Linked DNA regions of Homo sapiens: regions 2 and 3 are each linked to region 1. A link is an interaction called in ENCODE POLR2A ChIA-PET data of the cell type or tissue named here. Cell type or tissue: OCI-LY7. All regions are shown on one strand. Region 1 holds the start of LOC124904478 (a long non-coding RNA gene). Region 2 overlaps PTPRC (protein tyrosine phosphatase receptor type C). Region 3 overlaps ATP6V1G3 (ATPase H+ transporting V1 subunit G3).

The links. ChIA-PET counts read pairs that join two places held together with the same protein. Peaks named below come from ENCODE experiments on the same cell type or tissue, not always from the same donor. Only the 100,000 strongest peaks of a DNase experiment are listed, where the experiment ranks them.
Region 2: POLR2A ChIA-PET joins it to region 1 with 15 read pairs; 9 of 35 experiments call an interaction of 5 or more read pairs at or near these places.
Region 3: POLR2A ChIA-PET joins it to region 1 with 22 read pairs; 6 of 35 experiments call an interaction of 5 or more read pairs at or near these places.

Annotation. Positions count from the first base shown.
Region 1 is chr1:198,595,356-198,603,355 of GRCh38, reverse strand. It overlaps LOC124904478 (a long non-coding RNA gene), which reads left to right and starts at 4,488. Exons shown (of 2, transcript XR_007066781.1): 1 at 4,488-4,590; 2 at 5,373-5,632. In OCI-LY7, CTCF peaks have their summits at 4,244 and 7,258; DNase peaks (open chromatin) are centred at 4,365, 5,105, 5,485, 7,315 and 2 weaker places; H3K4me3 peaks cover 5,015 bases; H3K27ac peaks cover 5,527 bases.
Region 2 is chr1:198,652,604-198,660,603 of GRCh38, reverse strand. All of the region lies in intron 2 of PTPRC (protein tyrosine phosphatase receptor type C), which reads right to left. PTPRC-AS1 (PTPRC antisense RNA 1) reads left to right here. Exons shown (of 3, transcript NR_199042.1): 3 at 2,783-3,051. Among named protein-coding and RNA genes, the nearest start is that of PTPRC-AS1, 11 kb to the left of the region's middle. In OCI-LY7, no CTCF peak of the experiment used is centred here; DNase peaks (open chromatin) are centred at 2,913 and 3,783; H3K4me3 peaks cover 4,502 bases; H3K27ac peaks cover 6,689 bases.
Region 3 is chr1:198,532,456-198,540,455 of GRCh38, reverse strand. All of the region lies in intron 1 of ATP6V1G3 (ATPase H+ transporting V1 subunit G3), which reads left to right. Among named protein-coding and RNA genes, the nearest start is that of ATP6V1G3, 4.2 kb to the left of the region's middle. In OCI-LY7, no CTCF peak of the experiment used is centred here; DNase peaks (open chromatin) are centred at 4,625 and 5,365; H3K4me3 peaks cover 1,340 bases; H3K27ac peaks cover 1,380 bases.

The DNA.
Region 1 (8,000 bases):
TTGCACAATGGGAAGATTATCAAAAGTTTTAAGCAAGGAGTTACAAAATCTAACTTACATTTTTATTCCTTTTTTTTTGCTATTTTTCAAAAAAAAATTAATCTGACTTACATTTTTAAAAGCTCTCCTTTAAAAACTTTGCATAATATGATGCATGTACTATGGAGATCCAAGAACTGATGTAAGGATATCAGCCAGGGAGCTAGCGCATTGGTCAAAATGAAAATTAATGATGCTTGATGCTTGGAAAAAAGAATGGAAAGAAAGAGATGGAGAAAAATCAACAGGATCCAGATATAGTTTTGAGGTAAGATTGACAAGACTTGAGGCTTTGAATTTGAAGAGGGTGATGAGGGTGAGGGTGAAATTTGAAGGTGGAAAGGTTCAAAATCAGAAACCTGTTTGTAAAGAAATTAAAAGTTTCATGACAAATTCATACAGAAATCAAAAGAAAATATCAAAACTATATGGGCTTCTTGATAAACTGGATGACATAATATTTTGAATTTTGAATTAAAGTATAGTTTTGATGATGAAGCTGGGTAATGAAGTGAATTCTGGGGCTGACCTACTAAACTACTTTTTAATCATTTACCATTGAGTGGGAGGAATATGGAAGTCATAGTTGACTAAATTATCTAATGGGGGTTCCCTAACTCCTCTCTCTTTTCACAACAAATTTTTAAAAAGTCAGATACTTCCTTTTTCAACTTCCCTTATAGCTAGGGAGTGCCAGGTAGACTTGTTATTGCCAACAAGAAGTGAGTGAAAGCATGCTTCTGCTGCATGTGTTCCTAGAAAGATGTTTCTTATCTGATAAAAGAAGAGAGTCAGATATACCACCTCTTGTCTCGCTCTTTCCTCACTCTCTCCCTTATCCTGTTCTCCCTAGTCTTTCCCTTGCTCTACTGTAGATGTCGCTTCACTTTCTCCTTGTGTTCTCTGACATGTGAGCCATGAGCCACAACTTGGTTTAATAATGTGATTTGGCTGTCTCTCCTCATGCCTGAATAGTCTTGTCATCATAGTTGCTTGGACCAATAAAATGGGAATGCAAGTGAGGTGTCATTTCTGGGTAGCAGTGTTAAGAAGTCCTATAAATCACTAAATATTCACCCAGAATTCTGATAAATCAAAACTGAAATATCCTACTCCAGACATCTTGTTAAGAAGGCAATAAATATTGATGTGGTTTGGCTCTGCCCCCACCCAAATCTCATGTTGAATTGTAATTCCCAAAGTTGGGGGAAGAACCTCTTGGGAGATGATTGACTCACAGGGGCTGGATTTCCCCCATGCTGTTCTCATGATAGCAAGTGAATTCTCACAAGATCTGATGGTTTAAAAGTGTGTGGGACTTCCACTTTTGCTCACTCTCTCTCTCCTGCCACCATGTGAATAAAGTGTTTGCTTCCCCTTCACCTTCTGCCATGATTGTAAGTTTCCTGAGGCTTCCCATTCATGCTTCTTGTTAAGCCTGAAGAACTATGAGTCAATTAAACCTTTTTTCTTCATAAATTACCCAGTCTCAGGTAGTTCTTTATAGCAGTGTGAGGACACACTAATACAGAAAATTGGTAACAGAAGGGTGGGGTATTGCTATAAAGATACCTGAAAATGTGCAACTGACTTTGGAACTGGGTAATAGGCAGAAGTTAGAAAAGTTTTGAAAGCTCAGAAGATAGGAATATGTGGGAAAGTTTAGAACTTCCTAGAGACTTGTTGAATGGTTTTGACCAAAATGCCAATAGTGATATGGACAATGAAGTCCAAGCTGAGGTGTTCTCAAATGGAGATGAAGAACATACTGGGAACTGGAGTAAAGGTCACTCTTGCTATCCTTTAAGCAAACAGACTGGTGTCATTTGCCTCTGCACTAGAGATCTGTGGAACTTTGAACCTGAGAGAGATGATTTAGGGTATCTGGCGGGAGAAATTTCTAAGCAGCAAAGCATTCAAGATGTGACCTGGCTGTTTCTAAAATATATGCTCATATGCATGAACATAGATTATCTGAATCTTGAACTTATATTTAAAAGAGAAGCAGAGCATAGAAGTTTAGAAAATTTGCAGCCTGGCCATGCAGTAGAAAAGAAAAACCCATGTTTTGGGAAAAATTCAAGCCAGCTGCAGAAATTTGCATAAGTAAAGAGGAGTCAAATGTTAATAGCAAAGACAATGGGAAAAATGTCTCAGGGCATTTCAGAAACCTTCTCAGCAGCCCCTCCCATTACAGGCCCATGGCTAGGAGGAAAAAATGGTTTTGTGGGCCAGGCCCAGGGCCATTGCTTCAGAGGATGCAAGCCCCAAGTGGTGTTTGGCCTACAGTTGCGCAGAAGGCAGGAATTGAGGTTTGAGAACCTCCTCCTAAATTTCAGGGGATGTATGGAAACACCTGGGTGTCCAGGCAGAAGTCTGATGCAGTGGAGGGGCCTTCATAGAGAACCTCTACTAGGGCAGCAATGAGGGGAAATGTGGAGTTGGAGCCCACATGGAGTCCATTCTCACACAGCTGTAAAATACTACCTGAGACTGGGTAATTACAAAGAAAAGGAGCTTACACAGTTCTTCAGGCTTAACAGGAAGCATGACTGGGAAGCCTCAAGAAACTTACAATTATGGTGGAGGGTAAAAGTGAAGCAAATACCTTCTTCACATGGTGGCAGGACAGAGACAGAGTGAAGGGAGATGTTCCACACACTTTAAGCCATCAGATCTCGTGAGAACTGACTCATTATCAGAGAACAGCATGAGTGAAATCCTACCCTGTGATCCAATCACCTCCCACCAGGTCCCTCCCCCAATGTCGGGAATTACAATTCAACATGAGATTTGGGGATGGGACACAGAGCAAAACCACATCATTCCTCCCCTGGTCCCTTCCCAATCTGATGTCCTTCTCACAATTCAAAACACAATCATGCCTTCCTAACAGTCCCTGAAAGTCTAAACTAATTCCAGCATTAACTCAAAAGTCCAAGTTCAAAGTGTAATCTGAGACAAGGCAAGTCCCTTCTGCTTATGAGTCCACAAAATCAAAAACAATCTAGTTACTTCCAAGATATAATGAAGGTAGAGGCATTGGGCAAATGCTCCCATTCCAAATGTGAGAAATTGCCAAAACAAGGGGGCTACAGGCCCCATGCAAGCCTAAAACCCAGGAATGCAGTCATTAAATCTCAAAGGTCTAAAATAATCTCCTTTGACTCCATATCTCACATCCAGAGCATACTGATGCAAGGGGTAGACTCCCAAGGCCTTGAGCAGCTCCGGCCCTGTGGATCTGCAGGGTACAGCCCCCATGGTTGCTTTCATGGCCTGACGTTGAGTGCCTGTGGCTTTTTCAGGCACACAGTGCAAGTTGTCAGTTGCTCTACCATTTTGGGGTCTGGAGAACCATGGCCCTCTTCTCACAGCTCCACTAGGCAGCACCCCAGTGGGGATTCTGTGTGTGGGCTCCAACAAAAAAATTAGCTGGATGTAGTGGTAAACACCTATAGTTCCAGCTCCTTGGGAGGCTGAAGCAGGAGATTGCTTGAGCCTTGCAGGTCAAGGCTGCAGTAAGCCATGATCAGGTCACTGCATTCCAGCCTAGGTGACACAGCAAGACGCTGTTTAAAAAAAAAAAATTGTGGGTGGAGGACATGAACAGAAATATATTTCAATTGATGTCAATTTGTTTGGTACTATTCAAGGTTTCAGTATCCACTGGGAGTCTTGGAATGTATCTTCTGTAGATAAAGGGCCACTACTGTATTACAATGCCTATCAAATGTCTAGCAGAGAGAAAGGGCTCAGTAAATATTAGCCACTCCACCTCCAGAACAATAGCCATAGAAATTTTACTGTGAGAGGGTAAATAGATGTTTAGTTAACTGTTTTCAAGTACAGTTTCCAGTAGAAAAATAAGTATACAATCAAATAAAATGTCCATTGTTGCAATACCCTGAAATAATTTGAAAAATTCAGAATCTACTTAGTTTTAAGGTCTTTGAGGTCAGGAGTGAAACCTAAACATAAGGAGGCTATAAAGTACTAGACATTTTGTGTTCTTTGTAATTGACATTTGAATAAATACCAGGGGAAACAGGAAGTGAGCATGGAAAGCTTCTAGATGCACATTCTAGATACTGTAGGGAGGCTCTGCTATCTGCCTCTCTAAGTCTGTTCTGTTACAATGCAGCTAAGTCTCACCATGGGTTCTCCCATCCCTAGAGTGCTCCCTTAATCTTTGTTCCTGGCCTTGGATCATTAGACCTGCAGTTGTTACAGCCCCAGATATCGGCAGCTGTGTTTCTAACCATGGCTTGATAACCCAACCATGAACTTTGACCACCACCATCTGGTTTAACGATGTGGCTTTGTTGTTCTCTATTCAAGCCTGAATAGTTCCACCATCACGCTTGCTTGGCCCAATGAAATGTGAACGCAAGTGATGTGTGACTTCTGGGTGGCAGGGTTAAAAGCCCGGGTATGATTCACCAAGCGACCTATTCCCTGCCACATGATCCTGGGGGCAGATGGATAGCTGATCTCTGAGTGACTACAGTGAACAAAGAAAGAAAGACTCCTGCCAAACCTTGTGGACAGGTAGTACAAGCAAGAAATTAACTTTTGTTCTGTTAAGTCTCTGAGATGTTGGTTGTTGTTTTCCATTGTATAACCTACTTTTCTTGACAAAAACCCTCATTAAAGCAGAGCCTGAGCTCCTCTCCACTATTTAAAGAACTTGGGGATCTAGATCAGGACTAGCCATCCTGGAGATGTTCAGTAAAGATTCTCTAATTGAATACAAAATGTCCAATAACAAAATATGGGTTTTTTGAAGGCCCAATAGAATGGGTCATGTTTTAGTCTCATTTTATGATTTATTAAAGTCAAGGATAGCAAAGAAAGTAATATTTTTTAAGATGCTTAAAATAGAGTGTTAAAGTAGGGGAGAGGTTCTTAACCTATTCCCTTCACTCTTGTGTGAGAGAAGCTATCATTTAAAACCCTGGCTCTTTTCATACTTCAATCCTACTGATGTTTTTCTTTTCTTTGAGACGGAGTCAGGCTCGAGTGCAGTGGTGTGACCTCTTGGGTTCAAACGATTCGCCTGCCTCAGCCTACTGAGTAGCTGGGATTACAGCTGCATATCACCATCCTTGGTTAATTTTTGTGTTTTTTAGTAGAAATTAGGTTTCAACATGTTGGCCAGGGTGGTCTCAAACTTTTGACCTCAAGTGATCTGCCTACCTCAGCCTCACAAAGTGCCGGGATTACTGGCGTGAGCCACCATGCCTGGCCCCTACTGACTTTAAAAATATGAAGTTGTATGGTTGAAAAGTAACAGATTTTTCTTCCATTTTCTTCCTTTTCTCACTTTTCAGTCAGATAATTGGAATGTTCCCTTTGTAAGGTTGGGAAGAAGGACGATCAAGTGGGTAGCTAGCTCCTTGCACCTCTGTGGAAGAGCTAAACTTCCTCTGTGAAGAGCTTCACCACAGGGCCCTTGGCACTGGGGACAGAGTGGCACATTTATACCAAGCACCCACTTCCACTTTCTCTCTAACACTTGAAAACTTTCACAGTACTTTTTCACTAAGGCTACTGTCAAGTCTGAAAAATAAAGACATTGTTTCACTTAGAAGTTGTATTACCTGTGGATTATTTAAACTCCCCTAAATGACATCTAGATGATATAGTAAGAAATTTGTTGTGTAGTGTACAGTCAACTCAGATACAAAGAATGTAATGGCTTTAGTGAGCCAACTGTACTTGTAAAATTAAAACTTAACCAACATGTTGAATCAGGCACATAAAGTATTGGCTAAATTCATTTGCTTCCTTATAGACATTACTTTAGAAATTCCTCTTTAGTGTTTAAATAAATAATAATCTAAAGTAAAAAGCACAAACAGGAAAATAGGCTTTACAGTTAATTATTTTCTTTTGAAGTTTTATTCTTATTGTTTTTACTCTCAAGAAGTGGCGAAGTATCTTTAACTGGGTAAAAGTAGATTGTCTTTACCAAACTGTATATTTGGGTTTTTGTGAATTCCCAGTATCTTTTGGGGTACATACATAGTGTGCCAACATTTGAAAGTAAACAGAGAAATGAATTCTGCATATAAGTCTGGCTTTTTACGTTAGGTTATGATCAAGACAAGTTGATTTGTTCCTGGACACAAGGTGAGCCCATATGCTACTAGGTTACCCCTCACCTTGCTAGACAGATGCAGATTTATGAGGGCAAACCTTATAGGAACATCCTCTATCATTCCTCAGATGATAAGGCACTGGCTCCCATATTAAGTTTTAACAATCTAGTGAGTGAAAAATGAAAAACAGCGAGTATCTCTGGATTTAATCACAGACACATAAGAAAAGTAAAATTATCATTCAACCTCAGGGATAGTGGATGAAGGCAGAATCTTAGTCTTATAAATTTAATTTAATACATGAAATGCCTCCAAGATTTGAGGCTTTGTGGGATAATAAGAAACAATCACGGAAGACCTGCACTTTGAATAATCCAACGTCAATTTTTGCTTTTTATCTTACTCAATCTCTCAGCAACATTAGACATGGTTGACCCCTTCCTATTTCTTGAAGTATTTTCTGTGCTTGGCTCCCAGGATGCCATACTTTCCTGATTTTTTTCCCATATCATTGGCTTCTACTCCTTTGTCTTTTGTTGATTCAGTCTCAATTCTCCAGCCTCTGAAGTTTAAAATGCACCAGAACCAGTCCATGGACTTATTTAGCCTCACTCTTCCTACTGATCTCCACACAACGCCATGTGTATGCTGAGGACTCTAAAATATTCCGTCTCTTCCTTGGTGTCCAGACTTGAATAACTGCCTACCTGACATTTCAACTTGCATCTCAAACTTAACATAACTCAATTTTCCTCAATAAAACTTTCCTCTCCATTGTTATCCATGTTAGTATATGAGACCATGATTTGGGCAAAAAACTTGGAAATAAATCTTTATTCCTTTTTTTCCCTCATATCCACCCAATCCATCAAATTTTATCAGCACTTCCCTTAAGATATTCTATAATTGTATCATTTGTTACTACCCTTGTCCAAATCTACGTTTACTCTTGACCCCTTGCAATCAATTTTCTACACAGCATCCAACATGTTATTCTTTAAAATGTTAAATATTTTTCTTTGACACATACACTATTGCTGAAAATCTTACAATAGCTTCTCATCACACTTAGAATAAAACCACAGTGCTTTCTTCCTAAAAGGTTCGTATTATTTGAGCACTTGGTTCTCTCTCCAGTCTCATCCTCTCAGTCCTGTGAACTGTCTCAAGCTACAGTGACCCCCACAGTGTTTTTTGGCAAGTCAGTCATGCTCCTATTGCTCTTCTTAAATTTGCTTATCTTTCTGCCTCAAATGTTCTTCCTCAAGATAGCCTCATGGCTCACTCCCTCAATTCCTTCAGTGTATCTTCACATTAATCATTCAAAGAGGGTCTCAAGTAATGTAACCAAATCTATTCCACACTCTCCTTTATCCCCTACCCTGCTCAATTTTTCTTCATGGTCACCAAAAACAAGTAAAAAAATGAGACAATGATCTTCGATACATTGGACATCAAACAATAAAAAACAATAATTTCTGAAAGACTGGAGTCAATCAAGGTGATCTCTAATTTTCCTCAGCTTATTGATTTAAAAAAATAATCCAGACCTCAGAACAGGGAAGAGGAATGCAAGTACAGCCTAGAGAACTTCCTGAGTTGAGGAGATGAAACCAAGAGTCTGGGGAGGCCAACACAGCTGGAGTTTTCAGGATATAGTATATGAAAATAGAAAGCTGCACCAAAAAAACCCAAAAAAAAACAAAACAAAAAAAACAACTCCAGAGACCTGCAGAAGAAGGTCCTTTTTTCAGCAGAATACTGATCAACACATGCATGTGAGGAATCCATCCAAAGCCAGGGGAAAAAAAAACACTCAAAAAATTAGAGAAAGCAGTGTCTAGCATTAACACTGAG
Region 2 (8,000 bases), 57 kb before region 1:
CACAGTTTCTCCTCTAGACTGTGTCACAGATGACAACCTCATAACCTCTACCTGTTGTCCTGGTTCTACCATTTATTTCAACACAGAATACACACACACACCACACACACACACACACACACACATATATTTGGGTGTGTTTATGTAAATTACATATTTCCTCTTTCATATAACTTTATATTCAAAATTTAAACACAGCTGCACAAAAGATAAATGTGCAAATCATAGGAACACAATTCACAAAGGAAATGTAAATAATAAGCATATGATAAAACCCTGAACACAGTAAAAATTAAATTAATCACAAAATGGTAAATTGAAGAAATACCAGTTTTTATAAAAGTAACACTTTTGAAAATGATAAAATTAAACTCTGACAAAAGTATGTGAAAGGAAACTCATACAATGTTAGGAAGAGAATAGAGGAAACAACTTTTCTGAAAGCCATTTGTCAATATATATGAAGAGACTGAAAATGTTTTCATTTTTTAACACAGGAATTCCAGGTCTAGGACACTATATCAAAAAAAAGATCATATATATATATATATATATATATATATATATATATATGGACATATATATGGACAAATATATCTATATATTTATATAGATATAATCTATTTATATAGATATATATGTCCATATACGTGGACAATGATTTCTGTATGATGATATGCATTTTAAAGAAAAACTACCAAAATATCTTTCTTTGAAAACTAAAACAACTAGTTTTACAGAAAAATTAAGAAAAATATTCTTGGTCAGGCACAGTGGCTCACGCCTGTAATCCCAATACTTTGGGAGGCCAAGGCGGGCAGATCACCTGAGGTCCTGAGGTTGGGAGCTCGAGACCAGCCTGAACAACATAGAAAATCCCTGTCTCTACTAAAAATACAAAATTAGCAAGGCATGGTGGTGCATGCCTGTAATCCCAGCTACTCAGAAGTCCGAGGCAGGAGAATTCTTTGAACCTGGGAAGCGTAGGTTGCAGTGAGCTGAGATCATGCCATTGAACTCCAGCCTGGGCAATGAAAAAAAAAAAGCAAAAAAAAAAATATATATGTATTCTTCAAAGCCATGTTGGTTTGGTCATTAAACACACACTGTCGATTTCCTCAGACAGTCCGAACTATCGTGTCCTCAAAATGAGCACTGGCCCCCTCTGTCCCTCCACTGCATGGGGCCTACACAAGAAATCCCACCTGGGGAGGGGCCACATGTATCTTTTCCACAAATTTGTCTTCTGTTCCTTGGCATAGAGCAATACTAACATTTGTGAAATATTTGTAGAAAACACAGCTGCCTTTTCTACAAAATATGCAAGTAATTACTATAAAATAGTATGTGTCTAGTGGTGACAGACAAGAGAACAAGGCAGAAATCAAAACATGAAGAAGCTGGTGTCTCCTTCTTAGAGACCAGGTGTCTCCACTAGCCCATTAATTGTCATAATGGCCTCTGAGTTCTAACCTTAAAAAAAGTATATTCTCTTATCTCTCAAAATTTTAATTTTACTTGAAATAAGTTGGTTCTCAACTTCAAATTCATCATTAAGATATTTTTAAAATATGATTTTGAAAAATCTTGTCTGGAAAGAAAATTCTTTTCCTTAGCAGAACGCCACAGAAATGCAGATACTTCCTGCGCATGTCTGTAGGGTAGTACCGTATCAGTTATTCAACTTAACGTTCTCAAATGATTTGATGAAAGCACTCTTTCTTCTAAAGATTCTTACTCTAAAAGGTAAGGGTTAGCTGGATTTTTTTTTTTGGATTATCATGAGGAGCAACCAGAAAACTGTGCTACACTCTCTAAGGGGACACAAATTGTCATAATTTTCCAGAAAGGAACATAATAAGAACAGAAGTGCAATTCCATCAAATCTTGCCACATATGTGTTACATTTAGTATTCTGGGTAACAAATGCCAAACTTTTAACCACTTTTCAGGGGTGAGAGGAGAGGAAAGGACAGAGCCGGCATAGAAAACTTGTTAATTAGTCTGTAAAAGAGCAAGCAAAAGACTTCACCAAAGTTACCACTTCAGGACAAGAAATATTTTTCTTATATAGGAGAGACTGATAAATCATGGTAAACATTCTACGTTATCCTTATCATTCCGTCTCAAGGAGGTATGTATACATTGTGTCTTTCATGAGCACAATTACAGTCCACATCACTTTATTTTATTCCCTCCTTGTATAAGAAAGCAACATAATAAAATAATACTCAGGCTCAATATTTTGCCATTTTTACTATCAGATTACCAGTCATAGTGTCAGTCTATCTATACAAAACATGCTAAAATATTCCCACGATACCAGATTATCTCATAGAATTATAGAGCCTCATCAGTTCATGTGTATCATTATTAATTCAACAAATATGTATTTAAAGGCTACTCTGTAACGATAGGCACTGCCTATACAAAGACAAAGGAAAACATCTCTCTCTCTCTGAAAGGTGCTTAAAGCAGAAAGAAACTAAAAACCAAATAAGGAAGGGTATTCCAATGAGACAGACCAGAAAGATGTCCCTGTGGGCATGTAGGATGGCTGAAATGTATATGTGCTCCACATCTCTCCCCTGGAAAGGTGAAAAACCTGTACTGTTGCACAGAGCTTGGGCACAGTTTAGTTTAACACACATTCATCGAGTATTGAATCATAATTATACTATTTTTGTCTGTGGAAGAGATGCCACAAATGCATTTTTTATGGGCTATAAAGAAAGCCAATGTCAACAAGAAACCTAAAAAAAATGTGTTTGTGTTCATTCAGGAGTAAAGCAGAGACATTCAAAGATGAACAGCAATTCTGAATGGAAAGAGGCCAGCTGTAAAACGTCATAGAAGACCTGCAGTAGAGATACAATCCTGAGAAGAATATTTAGCAAGAATGGGGTTTCAGATTTCTGGTATTTCCATATGGGTGGAGATTGAAGAAAAAAAAGAAAAGAGCAAAAGTTTTCTCATAATGTTTTGCAACTTCTGCTTCCGGGCCCAGTCAGAGCCCAAAAGCAGCAAGAGAAGTAAAATGAAAACACTGAACATTTTTTTTGTTTTGTTTTGTTTTAAATAATAATTAATTTTCACTCACAAAACTGAGTATACTTAATTCAGGTATGTTTGAGATTTCAAATGAATATCTATAGTGAATGCATTTTTATTTAAAAGGAGAAAATGGTTTATTCTTGACATCCTTTCTTAGCTTAGAGAGAAATAAAATCTTCAGAAAATAGTGGTGGCTTACAAAAGTTGGATTTTTTTAAAGGAATAAAATGGAAAGCACGAGTAATCTGATGATAATATTCAATAACAGAAAAAGTTCTTGCCACTAACACTTTATCAACTATAAACATAAAAACCTACTTTCTTAAAGATTAATTATCTACACTGTGATCAGCATAAATGCACAGCTAATTTTTTTCTGCTCTAGTAAGTGAATATTTTGGATTTCAGAATGAACTTTGCTTTACTAGAAAGAGGTAAATCAAAATATTTAATCTACATAGGAATACATACAGTGTGTGTGTGTGTATATATATATTTATATATATACACTATATGTATTAAAAAAAAAACCTCTTGATTCCATCCTATGGTGGAGTTAGAATGTTCTATTAACACAAGTAGATATTTCGTTTTAAACAAAACTGATTTTTTTTCCTACACTAATTTAATCTCCTTGCCTAATGTTCTTTAGTCCTCCAACAGGTCTGCCTACTTAAACAATTTCTAGTCACAGGATGTGGCTGCCACAGTTTTATCTCCATCTGGCAGAACATAACCAACCTGCTTGAGCTCTCAGCTCCTGTTTTATAGCAACTAAAGTTTCCTTGTTCACCCGCTCCCCCACGCCACCTCCATGACGTGCATTTCTCGTAAAACTACAGATCAGTAAACTTCCTCAGGGAACTTGCAGTAATGTATGACAAAAAAAAAAAAAACAAAAAACAAAAAACTAGTAGCCCTGTGATGTGTAGCAGAATTCATCAGACTAGCTGTCTGTTCTGGCACTGATTGCCAGGCAAGCTTCCATTGTGCCTTCATAGCTCATACACAGTGCACTTTCCCTGTATTAGGCCCTTGTAGGTATCTGGATCCATGGGCAAAAACTTGAGTAGGGGAGGGAAAGAAAGGGAAGCAACAATACCTTTTAAGTCAAAAACTGAGAATAATAGATTGCTATTTCTTCTATATGCAAAGGATGAAAATATACCTATGACCCTTTTCACTGTGAAATGCTTAATGTTTGTTCTAGCAATTCTTACTGGAAATGACTGCCTTACACAGTTGCAAATGTCTTAGAATAGTATAGTGAACATCTATGATTGGAAATAAGTCCCTGTTAATCTTTCAAATAATGACCAAATTTTTGTAACCTCTGGTAGGTACAATTCGTAAATACATGGATAACTCTTACAGGACAAAAATTACATCCTACTTATAGTGAATATATTTTTATATCATTTTGTTAAAACTTCTTAAATTTTTCTAATAGTTAATACTTAATTGTTACTACAAAATTCTCACCTGTGAATCTTTTAAGTTTTTTAAAAATTATGTGATATCTCCTTTGTTCATTGTATAGAGTACCCAACGAACTTCATGGTGAGTGATGCTTAGTGGGTGCTTTCTGATGAAGCATCCAGTAGTTTAACCAACTGGTCTAGAATAGCACAGTGTTACTGCTGGGAGCCATAAAGAAATTATTTCAATGAAGTTTGTAGTTTTCAGTTAAGGTGGCTAGGGTAGGCAATTTTGCCCTCAGTTGACATTTGGCAATGCCTGGAGACATTTCTGGTTGTCACAGTCAGAGCAGGTTGGGTAAATGTGCTGCTGTGTCTAGTTTACAGAGGCAGGAATGTTGCTAAACATCCTACAATGCCCAGGTCATCTCAGTTCTCCAACTAGATTGTCCACAGGGTCAAGATTCAGAAACTAGTCTAAGCTGTAAATCTCACTGAAAAAGAAACCAGGCTTAAAGAAGTCAAGTCACTTATTGAATACCACATACCAGAATCTCAGTCTAGTGAAGAGGAATTAGTAATAGAGTTAGGATTCAAAACTTGTCCCAAAATGCCTAATCCAACATTCATTTCATTGTATCAGGCCACAGAACAAATACCTCATAATATGCTGGAGGAATTCTAGACCAAGTTCCCTCATTTTTGGTGTAACAAAGGACAAGTCACTAAATATCTATGAGTTTCAATTTTCTTTTTTGTAAAATAGATGCGTTGAAATAGATTATTTCTAAGGTCTCTTGCTTCTCTAAAATTAATTGTTGTATAAATAATGCTACTTTACATTATAGTAGTTTCCAAATTCCTTTTCTCTTTCTTTAATTTTTTTTCTCTTTTTAAAATGTTTGGTACAGGAATTCTAACTCAAATAAAAGCAGGAAATATGTCAGCTAATTAAAAAAAACCGGCAACTTGAACAATACTTGTCTCTCAGTAAATAGTAAAGACCATCACAAAATAAAAGGTATTCTTATTTGTTATTATTTAATAGAAGACACATTCTCTGGTCCATTTATATCCTGTATACAAATTAACTTATTTTGATTGTATCCATGCAATCTAAGACAATAAAAATAGAAGAAAAAACAGCCACATAAACAGCAAAGTGTTATTACTGATTTAATTGAATTGATTTGACATTTTCAGTCCACTGATATATTTCCTGAGATAAAAGTTGCCCTTAGTATTCATGAATCTGTAGTTCATTCTTAGTAATTTTAACATGAAAAATTGATGTGTTTAAATTTTCACTTTAATATTCATGTTTTCTATAAAATATTGTAAAATTCTAAGATATTATGGTTATACATATTTATTACTATTATTACATATTAATGTGAATTTTGAGAAACTTTCCTTTGCATGATTTTCTCAAATTACAAAATATATTATTCTCTTATAAAGGACAGCAGGTTTAAAATGGAGCAAGGAGCATTGGAAATATATTTAAGGGGAGGGAGGGGCCAAATTTGGTTGTTAAATACCATATTTTATTGATTAAAGAGTTTGGCAGATTAATTGCTACAATTGTAAAATAGGACAACAGATAAAAAGAGAAAATATATAGTTGTCTTTTCTTCACTAAAAAAACTAGTACTTGTAATCTGTGTATATAAATTTTTCGTGTACCATATAATCCCTAATTTTAAATCTCCTTTCATTATAAAGTGAGAGAATGAAATCTTAGCTATCACATTGTTGTTTCAATCCACTAGCTAATTTTTTTAAATCAGAAGAAAATAAGCTGTCATTTATTTATTTATTTTACTCAAAAAGAATTTTAATCTGACCCATGTGCCACTGTTATTGTTAACCTCTAGACATTTTAACAGCATTTTGATGGACCTTAAATCAATTAACACTATAAAGGAAAACATCTGTGGCTCTAATACATTTTAGAGTTACTCTTAATATTTTTTTGTAAGGATTTTAAAATGCATTTAATTAAATAAAGCCACTGAAAATTCCATAATTCACAGTGTGTTAAAATACCAGATATTAAAATCACGTCAATTTTATTAACAAACATGAGGCATGCATATCTGTAAGAGGGAGTTATTAGAAAAGCCAGCGGAAGGAAATGTTTTCTTGCCATCAAATCCAGATGTTCAGTTCATAAAATGGAGGCCTAGAAAAAAGGCAAGTTATGGCACTGAATAACATTAAGAAGCGTTACCTCTGATAAAATTCATGGACAAAATAGATCTTTAAATAAATAATGCTTTACTTTTGTCTTAAAGTAGTATTTTCTACTTTACATGTGGAATAGAATAATGGGTGAATTAAAATAAAAGGCACATAATTTCCTTTTCCACAAACACCTTTATGTAAATATTCATATGTTTTAAAATGTAAAGAATACTCTTTAGCAAAAAGATGATCCATGGGAAGTATTTTCTTCCAGACACTGACAAAACTTAAACTGGAGCGAAGATTCCACAAAAATCATGGCTCTATGGATGGCAAGGATTATTTTTTCTTTTCCTTGATCTGTTGCTCTTTAGCAAATACAGATGTTTATAGAATAGATTAATTACAGAATAGGAGTTCATGTTGACAGTGGTTGAACATTCTGTATTTCAGTATTTCAATTTGTAAAATAATTTGTGAATCATTTCTTGTTTTTTTAATCAAGATTTCAACTTTTATTCCAATTCTTAAAGTGAAAAACCAAATGAGAAACTAATCATAGTAGTGGTAACAAAATTTCTATACTCCTTTATCGTTTTTCAAATGCTTAAACAGTATAACAATTCCTCATATTATTTTGTTTTGTTACACTTAATGAAGTGATTTTACATTCATTTTCTATAACCACCTTATACGTAGACATGTAAACTAAATTAAAATTTAGTTTAAGAGAAAGCATTTTATTAAGGCTAACAAAAAAGTCCTTTGGATGCTTTGAGCATAACACATTTGTTCTTGAAAAGTGACTAATTAAGATAGATGGGAAGATATGTACAGTTAAATTGATATTAATAGAAAATACCTTTACAGTGTTCCTGAAAAATGGAATGTGACAAAACTGGCACAAATTTTACATTTGACAACTAAAGGTATTTTTATTATTCTTATTTTCTTGCCTTTGAAGTACTTCTTATATTGTATCTGACTCGTTCTACTTCCAGAATTTTGAGGTTCCACTTGCCTTTGATCTTTCAGTAGCCATTCCCAATAGTTCTTTCATCCACACCATCGAGCCGCCCTTGACATAACACCATCTTTTATTCTTAGAAAAGGGAAAATCTTTTATTTCAAAGGCTTTGGTGATTTTCCCTCATGGGTCACCCTGAAAGTATTTTTCATCTTCCTATGGGTGAGAACCTCTTATTCCTTGAGCCTCTGGATGGACTCCTGGGTTCCCTCTCTTCTAAAGTTACCATTCAGCAAGGAGGAATCACAGCTATTCACATTTCAATGATGCTGATTCCTCTTTTACCTAGATGGAATGCTATTTCTTTCATTTAC
Region 3 (8,000 bases), 63 kb after region 1:
TCCCTGTGAGACCTTCACCCATTCATTAAAATTACCCAGCCATATGTTCCTTATTTCTAGAGCAGGGATGAAGTTTCCTCATTCAGATCCTTTTGAGAGGTCATGTGTTCATGGACATTAAGATTATAGAGATGTGGGCTTAAGCCTTGGCTATGCCATGCCTGTTTTCTCAACATTGTTAGGGGGTAGAAAACCTCTGGATTGAATCTACTTATTAGTGAGTAAACCTGAGCAAATTACTTATTTTTTATAAGCATCAGTTTTCATTTCCATAAAATCAGAATAATAATGGCTCATTCTCATCCCTCTCTTGGTAGCTTTTTAACATCTAATATTTTAAAATATTTTCATTTTATTCTCATTTTCTACCTCTCTTTTTATTTTTATTAATTTATTTTTTAAGAGATGAGGGTCTCACTATGTTGCCCTGGCTGAACTCCAACTCCTGGACTCAAGAGATCCTGCTGCCTCAGCCTGCCAAGTAGCTGGGACTACAGGCACTTGCCACTGTACTCAGCTCTCTTTTCATTTGGTCATGCATTCATGTACTTACATATAGAATGTCCTCAATGAACTTCAACACCTTTTCTATTCTCTTTGATACAACAGCCAAATGAATAGGATATTAACATTATTCCCAATGTATGCAGAAATGGAGTCACTGATTTGTTCAAGGTTATATTTTAAAAATAGAAAATATTGTGCCAGGCACCATGCTCATTGCTTATCTTTATTCCTCACAACCTTTACTGAAAAAGCAAAAGTGATGCTTAGAGAAATTATACAACTTGTCTAAGGTCACACAGAGGGTAAATGGTAGAGACAAGATTTAGATGAGCTATAATTTCCAAGCCCAGATCTTAACCACTGTGCTTTACAAAATTTACACAATTTGCATAATAAAAAAATTAATATGTCTCAGATCTACAACTGGAATTCAGATTCCCAAGGCCAAGACATTTTTTTCACTATCCCATTTCATATCACCTCATTATTCAATCTACAATAATTTGTAGTGTCATTCACTCTCCTTGTGTGTCCTGCCTCTGCAATTAGATTCAGTCTGGCAAAACAGGGGCCATATTTTCAAAATGTTACTTATGTAACTCTTTGGATGAATGTAGTGATGGGATTGGAGTAGGTACTGAATTATTTAAACGTAATGAATGAAATGAAGGAATATATTACAACATAAGAAAGTCAGTCAGAAATAAGGCAGGTACACTAAAGTTTTCAACCACAGGTAAAATCATTTCCTTTTCTTAAGATAAATAGATTTCCTGAACACTCAGCAATGTGGGCATCAACAACATAAAAGGAATGACTCCAGGTGGAGATGATAGAAGAGGAAAGGAAGAAGAAAGATAGTGAAGGCAAACTTTACCTATTTCTCAATTTCTTTTTCTACAACGAAGTGTGGAAATAGTTGCAAGATGATATGAATGTAGAGTAGTTTTATAGAAAACAAAGCAGTTCAGGACCTGTGGTTGAAGCGGCATAGAGAATTTTCCCTTTTTAAAAATTTCAGGGTTTTCTTTTCTTCTTCTTCTTTTTTTTTTTTTTTGAGACAGGGTCTGCTTCTGTTCCCAGGCTGAAATGCAGATGATCTGGGCTCCTTGCCACCTCCATCTCTCAGGCTCAAGCCATACCTCAGCCTCTAGAGTAGCTGGGACCACAGACACACGCCACCACACCCGGCCAATTTTTGTATTTTTGTAGAGACGGGGTTTCGCCATGTTGTTCAGCTGGTCTCAAACTCCTGAGCTCAAGAGATCCACCTGCCTCTGCCTCCCAAATTACTGCAATTACAGGAGTGAGCTACTGTGCCAGGCCTTTTTAAAAACTTCTTTAACAATATTTAAAACTTTCAGAACAGAAGACCAGATAATTTAAAGATGTGATAGTTATGTTGCCTTTGCTTTCTCATTATGGAGGATACAAAATGAAATATTGAGTATAGATTAATCAATATTATTGTATGACTCAAATAATTTTTACCAACTATTTCTCCTTTTTTCGAGTCATTAAAGAATAAAAGAATTGCTATACATGCAAGCTGTTTTGGGGTGGGAGCCGCTAAGGGCAACCTGGCTTCAAATTTCAGAATAAAGATAAAAGTCCAATTTCTTTTGCTTTTCTCTAGTGAATATGCTGTCCTTGGGCAATCTTTCCTCAGAATTCAGTATTGAAAAGTACATACTGTCTTATTTCTATACAAAAATGTTCATTTCATTTGCCAGTAACTTAAAATACCTGCATATTTTTTTCTTAATCTACCATGTCTTTGTTCATGAATATTCAAGGGGATATTCAACCAGTAATAGTAAATACCCAGGCTTTAAAGACATTCTGGAAAATATTTTGACTTTCAACAACTAACCTCTGCACTCAGTTTTATGGAGAATGTCAGCCTGTCCTCTTTGCCTCAGAAGCCACAGGCGTTGAGGTCAGTTTTAACTGGATAGAAACTGTTTTCTTAAAGCTATCAGCAGGTATTAAAGTTTATAGTTACAACAGCTTACTCACATAAGCGATCTATGGCAAAATAGAAATATTACCTTATATACCAGTATGTTATAACTTCCCTAATGTTTCAGTGGTTTTTGTTTCATTTATTTAATTCAATAAGTGTTTATTGGGTATCTACTAATTCCAGGCCACTTTGATGTTTACACTGATAAATAAGACCTAGTTCTTCCTTAAAGAACTTCCCAGTGAGATAAATGCACAAATGACTATTTTAAAAAGGGAAAGGAGGCATGATGACAGGAGAGGTAAAGATAGTTATCATTTTAGTAAACCCATATACTTTTGCTTTATTTTTTCATACAAAGATTCATTTGAAATTCTGACATATTAAGGCAGAATGATATTCAGAATGAGGACCAAGAAGTCACAATAGTGAACACCATTGTAGAAGGTCTATGGTCATTTTCTCTTTCTTAAATCCATTTATTTGCAAGACTCTCAGAAACTTGGGCATAAAGTGCTAGAACAAGACTCTTGAGTGTATTATTTTTAAGAAAAAGAAAGACAGGAAGAAGGAAGGGCGAGAAAGAGGGAAAGAGAAAGAAAACAGCAATTCACATGTTAATCATTTCAGGAAAATACAAGATTAATATGGTTATTTTTATATTATGCTGAAAAAATATTAATATATTCCATTAAGGAGAACAGCCTCAGATCCTGGTGCAGTTGCTACATGATACAGTATATGGTCTAAGTGTTTTGCCTTTAGGGATACTGATAAGGGATTATGAACCTGATGTATCAAGAACTCTCCAGAAGGCCACGCGGTCTATAGAAATTGAATATGCAAGTCTCTGCTCTCAAGACATCCACCAGCTACTGAGAGAGATGAAATCTGACAGGGACATGGGCAGGAATGTGGACAGGCTTCGGAAGTCAGACTGGGAAGTAGTAGAGTATAAAAGCATTGGCTTGAGTTGAAAACCTACAATTCTTAATGTCATTTAACATCTCCAAGTTTCAGACTTTCTTTCTGTAAATAAAAATAGAAGTTATAATACACGCACACACACACACATATGACCAAGAGGTTGTAAGAATCAGAAAAATATGTGTAAGATAGTAAAGCAAAATACACACTAGAGTTATTTTTATTTTTAATATATGTCATGTATTTTTGTATGTTACTGTAAGTAATAATGATAGAAGAATGATATAGACTAGAATGATCTCATTCCATTTGTTTTTACCCCTGCTGTAAGTTCTGCATCTACTTTTCCTAAAACGAAGAGACTGGGACTGCTTCTGGTAAGATGACTAGAAATGTTCAGATACTTTCCTGTATTCACTGATTACAGGTTATATTTATTAGTTAAAGCTCTCACTCATTTTTATGTGCAAAACTGCCTTACTATTTTGGTTGAATTTAGATGAAATCACAGTAGTTTGCACTACTTTAAATTATCTTACCTAGATTCAATGCTCTTTACTTAATAAATTGTTCATTAATCAAAACATAAAAGTGGGTGTGTTGGTCCAAGACAAGTTACCTAAACATCAGAGATCTGCCATGGAGCTCCAGGTTTGGGGTATTGAACTGAAACTTCAATCAGAATTAGATTAGAAATTCAAAGTACCATTATCAACAGGAGGAACAGAGACTTGTGTTTCTCTGAAATATGTTGCATTTTTACTTTTAGTCATGACCTTTTTTAAGAGAAGTATTTACTTCACTTACACCCATTGCAAACTTTTAAAACCCTATAGCTCTGCATTAACATTGTTCTGAAATACTCAAATGCATGCAATTCAACATCACATAAAGAACTCATATTCCCAAATCATTTCTGAACATACATGGCATACTCTCCTAGAAATAAACACTCAATTTATTTACTTTGGAAGCTGCAGAAAGTAGCATTTGTGCTTAACTAAAAATTACAAATTGCATTACAGGATATAGATTGAAAGAAATAGCAAAAAAAAATGTAAATTTTCTAATCTGGATATGAGAAAAATGGAACAAATAGCTATATTAAAAATGTCTAAAAGCTACAGACAATTGTAATACAAGTGAAGAACACACTGCTCTAGCTTTCTCCCAAAATAGTATGGTCAGTACTCACCCCCTACAGCTGCTCTGCCTGGATGCCAGTCTAACTTCTGCTTCTTATTAGCTGTGTGACCTTGGGTGGGTTACCTCTTAACCTTGCTGTGCCTGTTTCCTCAGCCTCAAAATGGAGATACTAACAGTACCTACCTCATGGAGTTGTCATGATTAACTGAGTTAACTCTTATAAAAGACTTAAAACACCACTTGGCATATAGAAGGTGCTCAAGAAATTTTAGCTGTTAATATTATTTTAATATCCAATAAAAAGAATTTTGTTGCAAAAACAGCAAAAAAGTCCTGGAGATTTCTTAAGCATGGTCCACTATGAGGCAAAATACATACTTAAGAAAATATTTCTGCATTCTAGATAATACATCAGATAATACTGTAATTCAGATTTATTTTTGTGAGTCTATAGGATGCCAACCATCAATAATTTTTTTAAATCAGCAAATTTCCTATTTGCTTCCAAATATGCATATATTCTGAATTATTTAAACAAGCACCTCAATTTAATAAATTCTTCACTATGCAAGTGGATGTTTTTGTTCATAAAGACAAGACTTTTAATAAACTAATAAAATAAAAGTTGTTATATAAGAATTTCATGGCCCTGTCTTGCATGTTTTGTAGGCTTGTAAATACTTCCTCTTCCTTTATAGTCCACAGACTAACAGGGTATTTGTAAGTGTATTGGGCTTTCATTTCTTCAGGTGGGTAATATTAAAATAATAACCACAGAGCATTTTCATCTATTAATAGCATTTGGTTATATTCAGTCCAGGAGCTACACAAAACTATTTATTGTATTTTTAATAAGGAAAATACAAGTAGAAGAAAAGCAAAAGAAAACATTCAGGAAGCAGAGATCTGACAGGAAATAAATTTAGTGTAAGAGAAGCTCTAGCAGTGACAGTCACCAAAGGAGAGGCTGCCTCTTTGTTTTTCTGGTGACATTTCTTTCCCAATGTTTGTAGTCACTGGGAAAAATAATAGCATTCTTTGAATCAGGTTGGTTTTATCACAATATTGACAATCGCCCAAAGCCAAGAAGTTTTGTTTGGTTTGGTTTTGCTTTGTTTTCTGAGTGGTAGAATAGATCAAAAGTTGTTATTACTAACAGAAATCTTCAAACATTACCAAAGTACCCTTTGTTTATACAGCAAATAAAAATGGCTTCTGAACTGTTTATGCATATTTTTGTCAGGTGGCACATTCATTTCAATACCTACTATTTTCACCACACTAGGGTATCTGGCTTTGTCTCCAATGCTCAACTAGCATTGTTTTCTCTATGCTCCTTGCTGATTCTCTGCATTTGTTTCCTAGAGACGCTGTAACAAATTACCATATACTAGGTGGCTTTAAACAGAAATTGATTATCTCACCATTCTGGAGGCCAGAAGTCCAAACAGAAGGTGCCAGCAGGGTTGGATCCTTCTGGAAGCACCGAGGGAGAAACCCCCATGCCTCCTTCCTGGTCACTGGTGGTAGCCAGCCATCCTTGGCACTCCTTGTCTCGCAGCTGCATCATTTTAATGTATACCTCCATCAATACATGGCCTTCCTCCCTGTGTGTCTGCTCTGACTCTGTGCCTCTGTATTCAAATTTCCCTTATAAGAGAACCAGTTGTTGGATTTAGGACCTGTCTTAATCCCTTATACCTCATTTTAACCTGATTACATCTGCAAAGACCCTATTTCCAAGTAAGGTTACATCAGAGGTACCAGGAGTTAGGACTCCAACATATGTTTTCGGGGGGCACAATTAAATCCTCTAGCTGTCAAATCCACTTGACCACCTTGAGCCCTTATTTTATTTTCTTTGTTCCCCTTTGTTGGTTAAAACTTCTCAGAGAAGTTGCCTATGTTCCCTGTGTCTACAATGTTTCATTCCATTTTCTATTGAACACTTCTTCCTATAACTCCACCAATAGTTCCTCTTGCCCAGATCACCAGTCTTGCTAAACCCAATATTAATTCAATATCTCATTCATAATTAGATCCCTCTTTCCTCTTTGAAACTCTTTCTTCATTTGACTTTGGAACACTACTCTCATGGTTGGCTTCCTGTTGTCTTCTCAATCCTTAAAGTCGGACCCCAATTTGGACCTGTTCTCTTGGTTATCAGCAGATACTTCTGAGGTGCTCTCATCTGATCTCATGGCTTTACAGACCAGCTTCAAGTTGATGACTCCCAAACTTGATATTCCCAGCACTCGTTGCTTCCCTGATCTCTAAGTTCATATAAACACCAGCTGTCTCAGCATCACTATTGGATGTTGAATAGGCATATCAACGAAATTGCAGTATTGACTCCATCCCCAAAATAAAATGTTGGTGCCATCATTGACTCATATCTGTCTCTCATGCTCATGTATCAATTCCACCTCCAAAATATATCTACCCTCTTCTTGCTAACTCCACTACTACTTTACCATTTCCAGCAATTATTAAATTTGCCTGAACAATTGCAACAAATTTCAGACTGATCTTCTTGATTCTCCTTTACCCCTATAGTGTATTTTCTATTTTCACCACACCAGCCAAAGAAATTTTTTTTTTTTTTTTTTAGACAGAGTCTCACTCTGTTGCTAGGCTGGAATACAATGGCGTGATCTTGGCTCACTGAGCCTCTGCCTCCTGGGTTCAAGCGATTCTCCTGCCTCAGCCTCCCAAATAGCTGGAACTACAGGCACGCACCACCATGTCCACCTAATTTTTGTATTTTTAGTAGAGACCGGGTTTCACCATGTTGGCCAGGATAGTCTCGATCTCTTGACCTCATGATCCACCTGCCTCAGCCTCCCAAAGTGCTGCAATTACAGGCATGAGCCACCGTGCCTAGCCAAGAAATCCTTTTAAATTACAAGTAGTATTATGTCATGCCTTGGCTAAGAACCCTTCATGAATTTAGTATTCCAAAGACCAAAATTCTTACCGTGCCCTGTGAGATCAATATGACCTGGTCGTGCTACTATCTTTCTAATACCATCTCCTAACATTCATGATTGAATATCCTGTTCTCTTTGCTCCAGCCATGATGGTGTTTTTGCTCTTCCTTCAGCATGGCAAATATCCTCCCACCTCAGGGCCTCTGCACTTGCTGTTCCCTCTGCCTGGAGGACCCTTCCCCCTGCCTGGAAGACTCTCCCCCTTCAGATATCTGCATGACTAGTTGCCTTATTCCTTTAGGCCTCTGTTCACATATTGTTTCATCTGAGAGGCCTGATCTGTCTAAAGTAGAATCCACCATCTTTCTTTACCCCTTATTCTCCTTTCTTCTTCACCATCATCCCTGTCATATTATATACTTATTGTCCATTTTCTATTTTTATCTCCCCAACTACATTCAGAACACAAACTCCATGAAACAAAAAGTTTGTGGCTTTCACTGCTATATCCATAGATCTACAAT